Regions from separate parts of the Mus musculus genome. Here region 2 is linked to region 1. The links are chromatin loops, found by intact Hi-C in ENCODE. Cell type or tissue: left cerebral cortex. All regions are shown on one strand. Each heading gives the region's core, and the rest is flanking DNA. Links, peaks and the distances in the headings are about the cores only. Region 1 holds the start of Klhdc4 (kelch domain containing 4). Region 2 holds the start of Jph3 (junctophilin 3).

What was found. Peaks named below come from ENCODE experiments on the same cell type or tissue, not always from the same donor. Only the 100,000 strongest peaks of a DNase experiment are listed, where the experiment ranks them.
Region 2: a loop joins it to region 1, with 3 times the contacts of the local background. A loop is called at or near these places in 2 of 42 quality-filtered maps.

What each region holds. Positions count from the first base shown.
Region 1 is chr8:121,827,455-121,832,821 of GRCm38, forward strand. It overlaps Klhdc4 (kelch domain containing 4), which reads right to left and starts at 2,115. Exons shown (of 12, transcript NM_145605.2): 1 at 1,928-2,115. The coding sequence starts at 2,026. It overlaps Gm24283 (a small nuclear RNA gene), which reads left to right and starts at 2,982; the gene lies at 2,982-3,088. In left cerebral cortex, for the core only: no CTCF peak of the experiment used is centred there; a DNase peak (open chromatin) is centred at 2,158; H3K4me3 peaks cover 1,927 bases; H3K27ac peaks cover 1,112 bases.
Region 2 is chr8:121,726,988-121,732,354 of GRCm38, forward strand. Jph3 (junctophilin 3) reads left to right here and starts at 3,572. Exons shown (of 5, transcript NM_020605.3): 1 at 3,572-4,017. The coding sequence starts at 3,636. Gm46065 (predicted gene, 46065) reads right to left here and starts at 3,490. Exons shown (of 3, transcript NR_165833.1): 1 at 2,810-3,490. In left cerebral cortex, for the core only: a CTCF peak has its summit at 320 (motif pointing right); DNase peaks (open chromatin) are centred at 2,912, 3,432, 3,840, 3,998 and 2 more places; H3K4me3 peaks cover 2,332 bases; H3K27ac peaks cover 2,031 bases.

The DNA of each region.
Region 1 (5,367 bases), core at 210-5,209:
GCAGCTTTCTGTAGGTGTAGACGCATGCACACCTCCTGCCAATCAATCAAAGCAGCTTTCTGTAGGTGTAGACGCGTGCACACCTCCTGCCAATCAATCAAAGCAGCTTTCTGTAGGTGTAGACGCATGCGCACCTCCTGCCAATCAATCAAAGCAGCTTTCTGTAGGTGTAGACGCATGCGCACCTCCTGCCAATCAATCAAAGCAGCTTTCTGTAGGTGTAGACGCATGCGCACCTCCTGCCAATCAATCAAGGGTTTTCTATGAAGGGAACTGCAACCTGGCCACACTGCCCTCTGACAACCTGTTTGTGCCAACAGCCTACCTTGCTGTCTACACAGCCATTCCTGGGATTCCTCTTGCTTACTGGTTTCCAGCTCCTATTCCCATGCTAAGATATGGGCTCCATGAGAACAGGCCTTGAGTCCTTTAGACCAGTGCCTGAATGACAGGGTCGGTGCTAACCTGCGGGCTACCACTCGACAGCCCCTACCTACGTCCCAGCTGTCACCACAGACCTGGACACTAAGGCAACAAGCATGCTGGCCAGCACTGAAACCAAACTTTCCCACACCCACACAGTGCCCACTCCCCTGAGTTTACTAGGGTGTCCAAGTTTGCTTTCTATTGCTGTGATCAAAAGCAACCGGGAAGGAGAGGGTTTATCTCACCTTACAGCTTACATTCCATCCTGAAAGGAAGTTAGAGCAGGAACCCCAGGGGCAGGAGATGAAGCAGAGACCAAGGCGGATAGCTGCTTCTTGGCTAGTTTGCTGTAGCTTGCTCAGCTTTTTTCTTAACGACCCAGTGCCACCTGCCCAGGTATGGGTTAGATCTTCCAATACCAATCACTAATCAAGACAATACCCCCACAGATTTGCCTAGAAGCAGGTTTTTAAAAATGCGTTATTTCATATGTGTAGGCGTCTTGCCAGAATGTGTGCCTGGTGCCCACAAAGGCCAGAGACCTGTGAGCTCCCAGATGGGTCCACAGAATAAAACCTGGATCCTCTGGAAGAGCAACATATGCTCTTAACAGCTGAGCCATCTCTCCAGCTCCACACAGGCCAATCTTATGGAGGTATATTCTCAATTGAGGTTCCCTCTTCCAAGGTTATGAGGAGGGGAGCCCAGGAAGTCCTGTGCCTGGCAGACCACTGAGCTAAACGTGGCCATCAAAGCTGCCTCCATAGTTTCTTGGGTCAGAAAGCCCTAAGACAACAGCAAGCACGGTGCTTGAACTTCCGCACAGATCCACCTGTAGGTCCTGGGATAATCAATGCCTATAAGAATATGAGTGAAGGTCACAACCAAATGTCCTGAAACACCGCAGTTTCAGTGACTTGTCTGGTTACTAAATCCTGCTGATGGTGGCACGCCTTTAATTCCAGCACTCCACTCGGGAGGTAGAAGCAGCGGGAGTTCTCTCAGTTCAAGACCAGCCTGGTCAACAGAGTGACTTCCAGGACAGAGAAACCCTGTCTCGAAAACCAACAGACACAACCCCCAAATTCCTACTCGTGGCTCACTCCCTGAGGCTGCTGGAAGAAAATCTGCTCTCCTTTTAGGGCTGGGGGCTGGGGAGTGGGGACAGGCGCAGGACCGTTACGGCTTTACTCCCGGAACGCAGACCTGGACCAAGCAGGAATCACCCAGCTTCACTTCTCCTCTACTAAGCCCCACCACGTTGCTTTACTCTGCCCACAGAAAGGTAAGCACGCGGAACCGAACAGGACAGATCTGGTCTTCCATGGAAGAGAGGGCGACCGGATAAACGAGGAGTTTCGGGACTGCAAAGGGACCCGAGAGAGGAGAGGCCCGGGGGCACCGGGCTCGGCGCAGGCCCGAAGCCACCCAGGGACACCGGGCGCAACCCCGCCTCCGGGTCTCCCGCCCGCGATCGCACGCCGCTCCGGGCCCCGCTCACCTCCTCCTTCCGCGAGCGCTTGGACACCTTCTTCTCCATCTTGGCGGCCGTCTTCTCCGCGCCGCGGCCCTTCTTCTCCTTCTTTCCCTTCTTGCCCATCGCGCCGATTCGGAAGCGGCGCCCGGGAGACAACCGGAGGCAAATGAATGATGATGTTCTGCCGGGCCGGAAACGAGCGGCGCGCTATAGGAGGCTCACTTCCTGTCCTTTGCTCTGGTGTTCCGTGGAGCAGCCGATCCCACCAGTACTTTGGGTCCGTCTCGGGCCGCGTGAGTAGGGAGCCGCTCCGCTGGCACACCAGCAAGCTGCGTGACTCTAAACGAGACGCGAGCATGTGGGATGCTGACCGCCTCATCCCACAGAGGAATTTCCACGTACTTAGGGATTCCTGACATGAATTAAGGCAGCCCTCTTTCCCTATCCCATGTAAAATGTGCCAGGACCTGTCAGGCCCTCCCGCAGTGCCTTTGCCCTTCTGCTGGCGATGCTTCACTGGACCAGCATGTCCCTCCATTGGGAGACCCGGGCTGGTGATGGGTATCTGTACTCCCGACGGTGCTTGATTTACGGTCTGGCAGATACGTAATAGGAAAATATGCTCCCGGGTTTGACCTAAATGGTACAGTGGAAGAGGGACCCGCGGTTTTGAAAGAGCAGAGTGCATTGCCTAGAGGGTGTCGTCTTTGAGCTGTAATCAAGGAATGGCGCAAAATAAGGACAAGGGCAAGCAAAATACTGGCAAAGGGAACACATAGACGAGGAACTAATCTTCTTTCTCGGTGGGAACGCTGCCAAAGCACAGCCTTTAAAGAAACTGCCTTGGATCGGGCCAACCACTAATCATTGACGCTCTGAGGAGGCGGGAGCTCCCAATTCAGTTCCAGGTTTTTCCATAAACCTAGTTCTTAAGAAGAAAACTTGCTTTTGAGGAAAACAATGGTGTTGTGTGGTTTCTTTCTTTCTTTCTTTTCTTTCTTTTTTTTTTTTTTTTTCCTGAAGAGATACACAGAATCAACTTTTCACCCCAAACAGGACGTCAACAGATAAAAGAAATGTGCTCGCGTTGGCAGCAGATATGCTAACATTGGAATGATACAGGGATTGTTAGCATGGCCCCTGCGAAAGAATAGCACGCAAATGCATGATGCGTTCCATCATTTTTCTTATGTCTTTTTGGAGACAAGGTTTCTCTCTGTAGCTTTGGCTGCCCTGGAACTCACTCTGTAAAGCAGGCTGGCCTCGAACTCACAGAGATCTGCCTGCCTCTGCCTTCCGAGTGATGGGATTAAAGGTGTGTGCCACTGCCCAACTTCATTCCATACTTTTCAAAGATGAAATTGAAATTGTCTTCAGAAAGCTCATCTCAGCTAGAACCTATCTGTAGAGTTATCCCAGGTGTGCATCCCTTAACAGCCCTATCTCACTCCCAAAGGAAAAGCCAATCAGGGGGTATTTTTACCATCCAAAAGCCGCTGTTTGTGTTTGTGGTGGTAGGGTATCAAGGTGGAGTTTGGTGAGGGGAAAGAATCTGATTAAAATATATTTTATACAAACACACACACACACACAAACCAAAAAACAGCTGGGCAGTGATAGCACAGCCTTGAATCCTGGCACTCAGGAAGCAGAGATAGTTGGATCTCTATGAATTCAAGGCCAGCCTGATCTATAAAGAGAGTTTCAGGACAGCCAAGGCCACACAGAGAAAACCCTCTATCATAAAAAAATATAGATAGATAGATAGATACATAGATAGATACATAGATAGATACATAGATAGATACAAGAGAGAGAGAGAGAGAGAGAGAGAGAGATCTAAAAGACCAAAGAAATTATTCCAAGTCCAGTAGCTTGGACTCAGTAGCTTGTTGAAGTACTGAGTTGTTTGTTTTGATTTACAGGAGCACAGGTGACTCGAAGGCAGCCACGTCTCATAAACGTCTCACCTAGCATGGGTGGATGAGGAATTTATAAACATTGTATCACTGGTACCCAAGCCACCTCCCACCTCCTGTACAGCCTGGCACTAAGCTCCTGGCAGCTGAGGCGGCTGAGCGAGGAGCGGTTGGAGTCTCTAGTGAGAGTCTGTGGTCGCCCCTTCCTTCTGCAGGAGAAAATGAAAAGACCCAATGTTGTAAGAGGCTATTAACATTCTCCACTGTTCGCAATATATAGCACTGTTCCTTCTTCAGGGCTGAAAGGGAAAGTATATCCTCTGCGGAAGATTTAGAAAGATCTGGAAGTTGCAGGGATTAATGCTTTTATTATCTGAAAGAATCTCAAAGCTAAATTGGGAAGCTCTTAATACAGGTCACAGTGATTCACCAGAGGTTAAAATTTTCATTACTAGGAAAGACACAGAATAAAACTGCTTTGATTTATTTCCTCCCTCCCCTATTTTCTTTTTTGGCTGTTGTTTGTTTTTGTTTTTGTTTTTTTACGACAGGTTTTTCTGTGTATCCCTGGCTGTTCTGAAACCCTCTCTTTAGACTAGGCTAGCCTTGAACTCAGATATTCAGTGACCTCCCAAGTGCTGTGACTAAAGGCATGAGCCACACTGCCCAGCCAAAACAGCTCTGATTTCAAGATAGAGACAGAAATATCATGCCTGGAGGAGAGAATTCTCCAAAAGTTCTACAAAAGGAAAAAGAGGAGGGGAGAGAAGAGAGGAACCAAATGAAGGCTCTGCTGATCTCCAAGACTGCTTGCAGATCATGTGTAATGCTAGAGGGGGAAAATAGTTACCGGATCAGAGATAGCCAGCCACTGGAGCTGAGCCTCCAGACCCCTTCTGCACTGTAGCAACAGGCTGCTCTGCCCACTGCTCAGGTGAACCGCTGTTTCTAACAAGCTCTAACCTAAAACATCTCTTATCCTCCTCATTGTTCTGAAAATATTAGGTAACCTCTGAGCACCACACTTAAAGTGGAACAGGCCTTCAAAGAACATCACATCAGTCCACTTACACACACACACACACACACACACACACATATACACCAGCATTCCCTCTTCAGGCCTGTGAAAGGGAGACCATATTCTTTGTGGAAGACTTAGAAAGATCTGGAAATTGCAGGGACTAATGCTTTCATTATCTGAAAGAATCTCGAAGCTAAATTGGAAAAGCTCTTGATGGTACATGTCACAGTGATTCACGGGAGGTTGAAATGTTCATTACCAGGAAGGAAAGGGAACAGAGCAGATAGAGTGAGGTCAGAATCCTAAAATAGTGAAAAGATTAAGTACCGGGTTCTATTTTAGTAAAATTCACATCTTTGAAAATTTAATAGATTGACTTAAATGTAACGCGTCAATTTTAGACTCCCTTTTATATCCGTGGCAGGGCGCCCTCTGCTGTCTTCAACTTGAAGTTCAGAGGAGAAAGGAAAGTCCATTAACAACAAAGGACTTGAAGAGGATGCTGACTGCTAACCACCTTC
Region 2 (5,367 bases), core at 82-5,081, 100 kb before region 1:
CTATGCACCATCTGGGCTTCTTTACAGCATGGTCACTGTCCCGAGCTCCAGCAGCATCCCCGGAGTTCAAGGCTGCCCCTCACTGTTCATGAGCTAACACAAGCCAGTCAGAGTTCAGGGAAGAGGAAAGCAGAACCCACCTAGGAGTGGGAGAAGGCTTGGCCATGCACCCCAAAACCATTCATTAGGGGGATTTTGCTTTTGGGGTGGGGAGTATCAGGGTTACAGGTGACACTAGATGGTGTTTTTCTAAAATATTTATGTTTTTATTTTATATGTGTGTATGTGTGTGTGTGTGTATCTGAGTCTCTATATGTATACCATATGTGTGCAGTGCAGATGGCGACCAGAAGAGGGCATCTGAGTCCTGGGAAATAGGATTACAGTTGATTGGGAGCCGTGCAGTGAGGGGGTTGGGGGAGGGGGAGACTCAAGCTGGTTGGTTGCTCGGCAAGAGCAGCAAGATCCATCTTTCCAGGCCTGAAACATTGTATTTTATAGGTGCTTTCTTGACAGTTTGAAATAATTTCCATTCAGTTCTCAGTTCTTAACACCTTCTTTCTGGGATGAGCAAGTCATGGGGACTGAACCCAGCACCTCCCGCGTGCCAGACAAGCATTCTACCAGTGCTCACTCCTCAGCCCATGGCTGAGTTCTTTCAAAGAGACAAGCAGGTTCATTGGAGATAAAAAGGAGATTTCTGCATAGAGGAGGTAGAGCGCCAACCCCCCCTCCCCGCCCCCACACACCATGGAGTTACAACCAGAAAACATCCTGGGCATGGAGCAAGAGAAGCAAACAACAAAGAGATATAGAACCTGGGACCTCAACTGTTACTATTTTCTCATTAGCAAAGCTCTTTATCCAGAGGGGCCAGGCGATCTTCTAGACAAGGAGAGCCTGTGATTCCACCTGAGGTCACCGAGGCCAGGTTTCCAGCCAAGCTCAGCACCCAGAGAGTTCATGGAGGACTGAGGCGGGAGGATTGAGGCTGCAGCTCAGTGGTAGAGCGCTTGCCTAGCACATGAGCACACAAGGCTCTGGTTTCATCCCCAGTGAGAGGCTGCAGAACCCTGCTTGCGAGGGCAGCTTTGCCTCTTCCTTGGCTCTTGTTTTAAGTTGCTGGGTGGTACTGTGTTTAAATCACTCTGGCAAAATTCCTCTGAAATGCAATCAATACCTCCAGCCCTACTTTATGGGGCAAACGGTTCCAAACTGCACAAACACGCCTCAAATGTCTTTGCTCCAGAGACCAGAGCAAGTCACACGGCCTGAGTGACCCTGGCAGTGGGAGATGAGAGGTGGGGTTCAGGGGAGGGTGGGCAGAATGGCAGAGAGCAAAAGGCATGTGTGGTTGGGGGTAGCAGTACCCAGTATCTGGCTGGAGACCAGCATCACTTACCAGAGGGAATGTATTTGCCATGCAGTGCTGTGTGAGCAAGGGCTGCAGAGTCAGCAAAAGGGGGGCAGGAAATAAAATGGAAGACACAGTGTGTTGCCAGGCATGGTTTATCCCTACAGTGTAGGGGAAGGAGTGGCAGGTTGAGAGCTCAGCCTCCCCATCACGATCCCAGTGACAGTCCTACTCCCTCACCCTCACTGGATGCTGGATACCTGGTCCTTGGATTCTCACTGGGACTCAACTAGAACTGTTAGTCCCATTTTACAGGTCAGGCAACTGAGCACAGAGACATGAAGTGGCTACCCAAAGCCACACAGCCTGGAATCAGGATGTGAAGCCCAGCCTATAGAAGATGAGTCTGTGGCCCACTTGACCACATCCTCGTAATAAGCTAACAGACTCATCCCACTGGCTCATAGTCCATTAACACATTGGAACACACAGAAACAAAGTCTGGGAGATTGGAGATTTTCTGCCCTCCAGGTATACGGCAGGCTGATGTGTGTCTGCTTGGTGATGGTGGGCTATGCATGCTAACTTCCAATCAAGTCCAAGATGTGATGCACCCTGAAGTCCACCATAGGCCATTTGAAGGCAAACCCTGACTCAAGGACCAGAGTGGCTGGAAACCTCGGATACAGAACAGGAACTGACAGCTTCTCAAAGCCTTTGGGGAGAAAAGAGGATGCCACCATCTGACTGGTGGGCCTTAAGGAGAGGTTGTTGTGCTTAAGACAAGGAGTTGGGGTTGGGGTTGAGATCTGGGGTTCTGGAAGCGCCCCGATGACCCCGGCTGGCTGCAGGTGCCACCATGCACCTCTTTTGCTCCCAGTCAGGGACTCCCCACCACCGGGGCTTACTGGGTCTCTTGTCACCACCAACCCCCACTAACCCCAACCCTGTGCAACTGTGAAGCCATGCAGACCCCCTCCTCCTCAGCCCACTGCAATGCCCGCTGCCATTCCCTGCATGCAGTCCGGGAGGGCAGGGGATGTGGGCTCCTGTCTTCGGATTGATGGTCCAGGAAATGCATTTTCAATTAGTCCCATGATGCTAGCATCTCTTGGTGGGGGTGGGTAATGAGAGAGAGAGAGAGAGACAGAGAGAGACAGAGAGAGAGAGAGAGAGAGAGAGAGGGAGAGAGAGAGACCTAGTAACCGCGGAGTGGTAACCCCAAAGAGCGACAGCTTCTGGAGTGGGGGGGATACCTGTTGGCCAGGGCGCAAGGCCCACGGGATTGGGGTGGCTTTGCTCCAAGATGCAAACGTGTGACCCAACTTTCTATTAATTTTTAGAGGGGCTAAACGCTATTCGCTAAAGGTGTGTTTTCGAAGGTGAGCGCCTCCCCGGGGACCCCCCAGCGGCCCTGAAAGAAGGAGGAGAGAGTGTGTCACAGGGAGAAACCACCTGTGGTTGGCAGGAGCCTCTCAGTCAAGTCGTGGCCCGCACGGGCCGCGGTGCGGGTGTCCCCGGAGGTAGCGGGGTGGGGACCGCGCGGCCCTCGATTGCCTGCGGCGCCCGCGCCTCCTCCCGGCTCCCCACCGCGGCGTGCGCTCGCGGTGCCCGGTTCCTTCCCGTTACGCAGTTCCTGTCCCTTTAAATCCCAGCCCCTGGCAGCGGAGACTGGGGCGCGCCGGCCGGACCCCGGGCCAGGGGAGGGGCAGGGCGCCCCGGGGTCCTCGCGTGCGCGCGCGCGCGCCCGCCAGCGCCCCTCTCCAGGCGGCCGCGCGCTTGCCGGGGCTCGGAGCGCAAGCCGCCGCCGCAGTGCCGCTGCCCGGTCCGGCCGGGATCGGTGCAGCCGCGCGCGCCGCCGCCCGCGGGCCCCGCCGCCCGGGCCTGAGCCGCGCCCCGCGCCCTCCCGCTCCCGGGGCGCGCGGCGAGGGGCCCTGGCGGCGAGGTGGAGCCGCGGGCACCAGCCGCTCCCCCGCCCTGCGCCGCCCCTCCCCCGCCTCCTCCCGGTCCTGTCTCCAGCGGGAGCGCGAGACGCTGGTCAGGCTCCGGCGCAGCTCGAAAATGAACAATCGCCGCTGGCGGACCTAGACGCCGCCGCCGGTCCGCGCGCGGGGTCGCGGGCGTGCTTCGTCCTCCCCCCCCCCACCCCCCCGAAAAGAGCATCGCAACAAAAAGCCAGCCAGCCAACCAAGACTCCGGTTTGTTGATCGCCTTGTTTCTTTTTTTTTTTTTTTTTTTTTTTTTTTCACCGCTTGCGGGATTCGCAAACCGCGTTACATGCATGTCCAGTGGGGGTAGGTTTAATTTTGACGATGGAGGGTCCTACTGCGGAGGCTGGGAGGACGGCAAGGCGCACGGCCATGGCGTCTGCACCGGCCCGAAGGGCCAGGGCGAATACACCGGCTCGTGGAGCCACGGCTTTGAGGTGCTGGGCGTCTACACCTGGCCAAGCGGCAACACGTACCAAGGCACCTGGGCGCAGGGCAAGCGCCACGGCATCGGCCTGGAGAGCAAGGGGAAGTGGGTGTACAAGGGCGAGTGGACGCACGGATTTAAGGGGCGCTACGGGGTGCGGGAGTGCACGGGCAACGGAGCCAAATACGAAGGGACCTGGAGCAACGGACTGCAGGATGGCTACGGCACGGAGACCTACTCGGATGGAGGTAGGTGCGGGCGGCAGGCGGCGGGGGCGGGGGGAGGAATGAGGACCGTCCCCCTCTTTCTCCTTCTGTTTATCTCCCGGGAAGTTGAGCCTCGCCTTCCAGTTGGGCTGTGGGCTCCTGGGGCATCTCCTAGATTCCCAGGAGGCCTCAGCGGGCCCCTGGCCACAGGTTGCCCCACGCTTGATGGGGACAGTGGCCCATGCCAACCCAAGGAAGGGTTGGGGGCTCTCCAGCAGCAGGGCCCGGCCCCTGCCGCAGCAGCCGAGCCAAAGTCTCAGCATATCCTGAGGAGCAGGCCAGAGATCTGCACCTGCCAGAAGGCCAGGCCGGGTCCTCCGCCACCTCTGGGACCTGCCAAGGCTGGAGGGGGCTGGAGGTAGACCCTTCCCCTCTTTTGGCATTGCCTTCCTGGTATCCCCAGAGTCAGACCCTCGTTGGTTTCTTGTTTTCCTGCGGTGCCCAGGGCCTCCCTCAGTCCTAAAGCAACCCAGGCCAATGGAGAGGGAGCGCTGGGAGCGCCAGAGGCGGGGGATGCCGACCAAACCAAACAGCAAGGCAATAAACTTCTAGGTGGTTGGACACAGGCTGTCGAAGCAGGCTGCTGAAGGGAGGGAGGGAGGAGGCCCATCTGTTTAGCGGGAGCCCAGGAATCTGGCCATTCAGTGGCTGAATCATTTTCACCTTTAGTTTAGGGAATCGCTCTGCGCCTCCAGTGTAAGATGCCACCACAGTCAGGGCAGAGCCGGTGCCGGAAGCCAGGCAACTACCAGTGTGATGGTTTCTGTTCAGAAGTCCCGGTTGGCTTGGCAGCCTTCACTCCAATGTCACCACTCCTCAGCAGCGCTGAGACCTCGGGAATAGTTTTAGGTCCTGGAAGTCAGACCCTAAAGCAGACTCTGCCTGTAGGTCCCCTCCCCCTCGGGGCGCTTATCCCAAGAGGCTGTTCTCTTGCCTCCCTCTGGGCCTGGGCGGCATCGGGCTTTTCTGCACGGATGCCTGGGAAGGGAGCGGAGGAGCCGCAGCAATGACTTGGGCTTCTGCGGGGAGATGGAGAGCTCTACCGAGCCTCTGTGTGTTTTCTTGCCTGAAGCCAGCACCTGCTCCTGGCCACATCTAGGAGTGATGAGGGCTGGAAAGTAATTATTATTTTGGCTTATGCAACTGAAAGACAGGGTTCGTTATTACCCGAAGAGGAGGCGGAGTCTGGGCAGTTAATTATATAATGCTCCTGCCTGTCTGCGCCTTGCCCAGCCCTGGTCCCAGGAGGCCTTTCCTGTACTGTTGTTTTCTTGGATGGGGCTGGAGAGTTTCCCTGACCCTGGGGCATTAAGGCCCTCCGAGGTTCCAGGC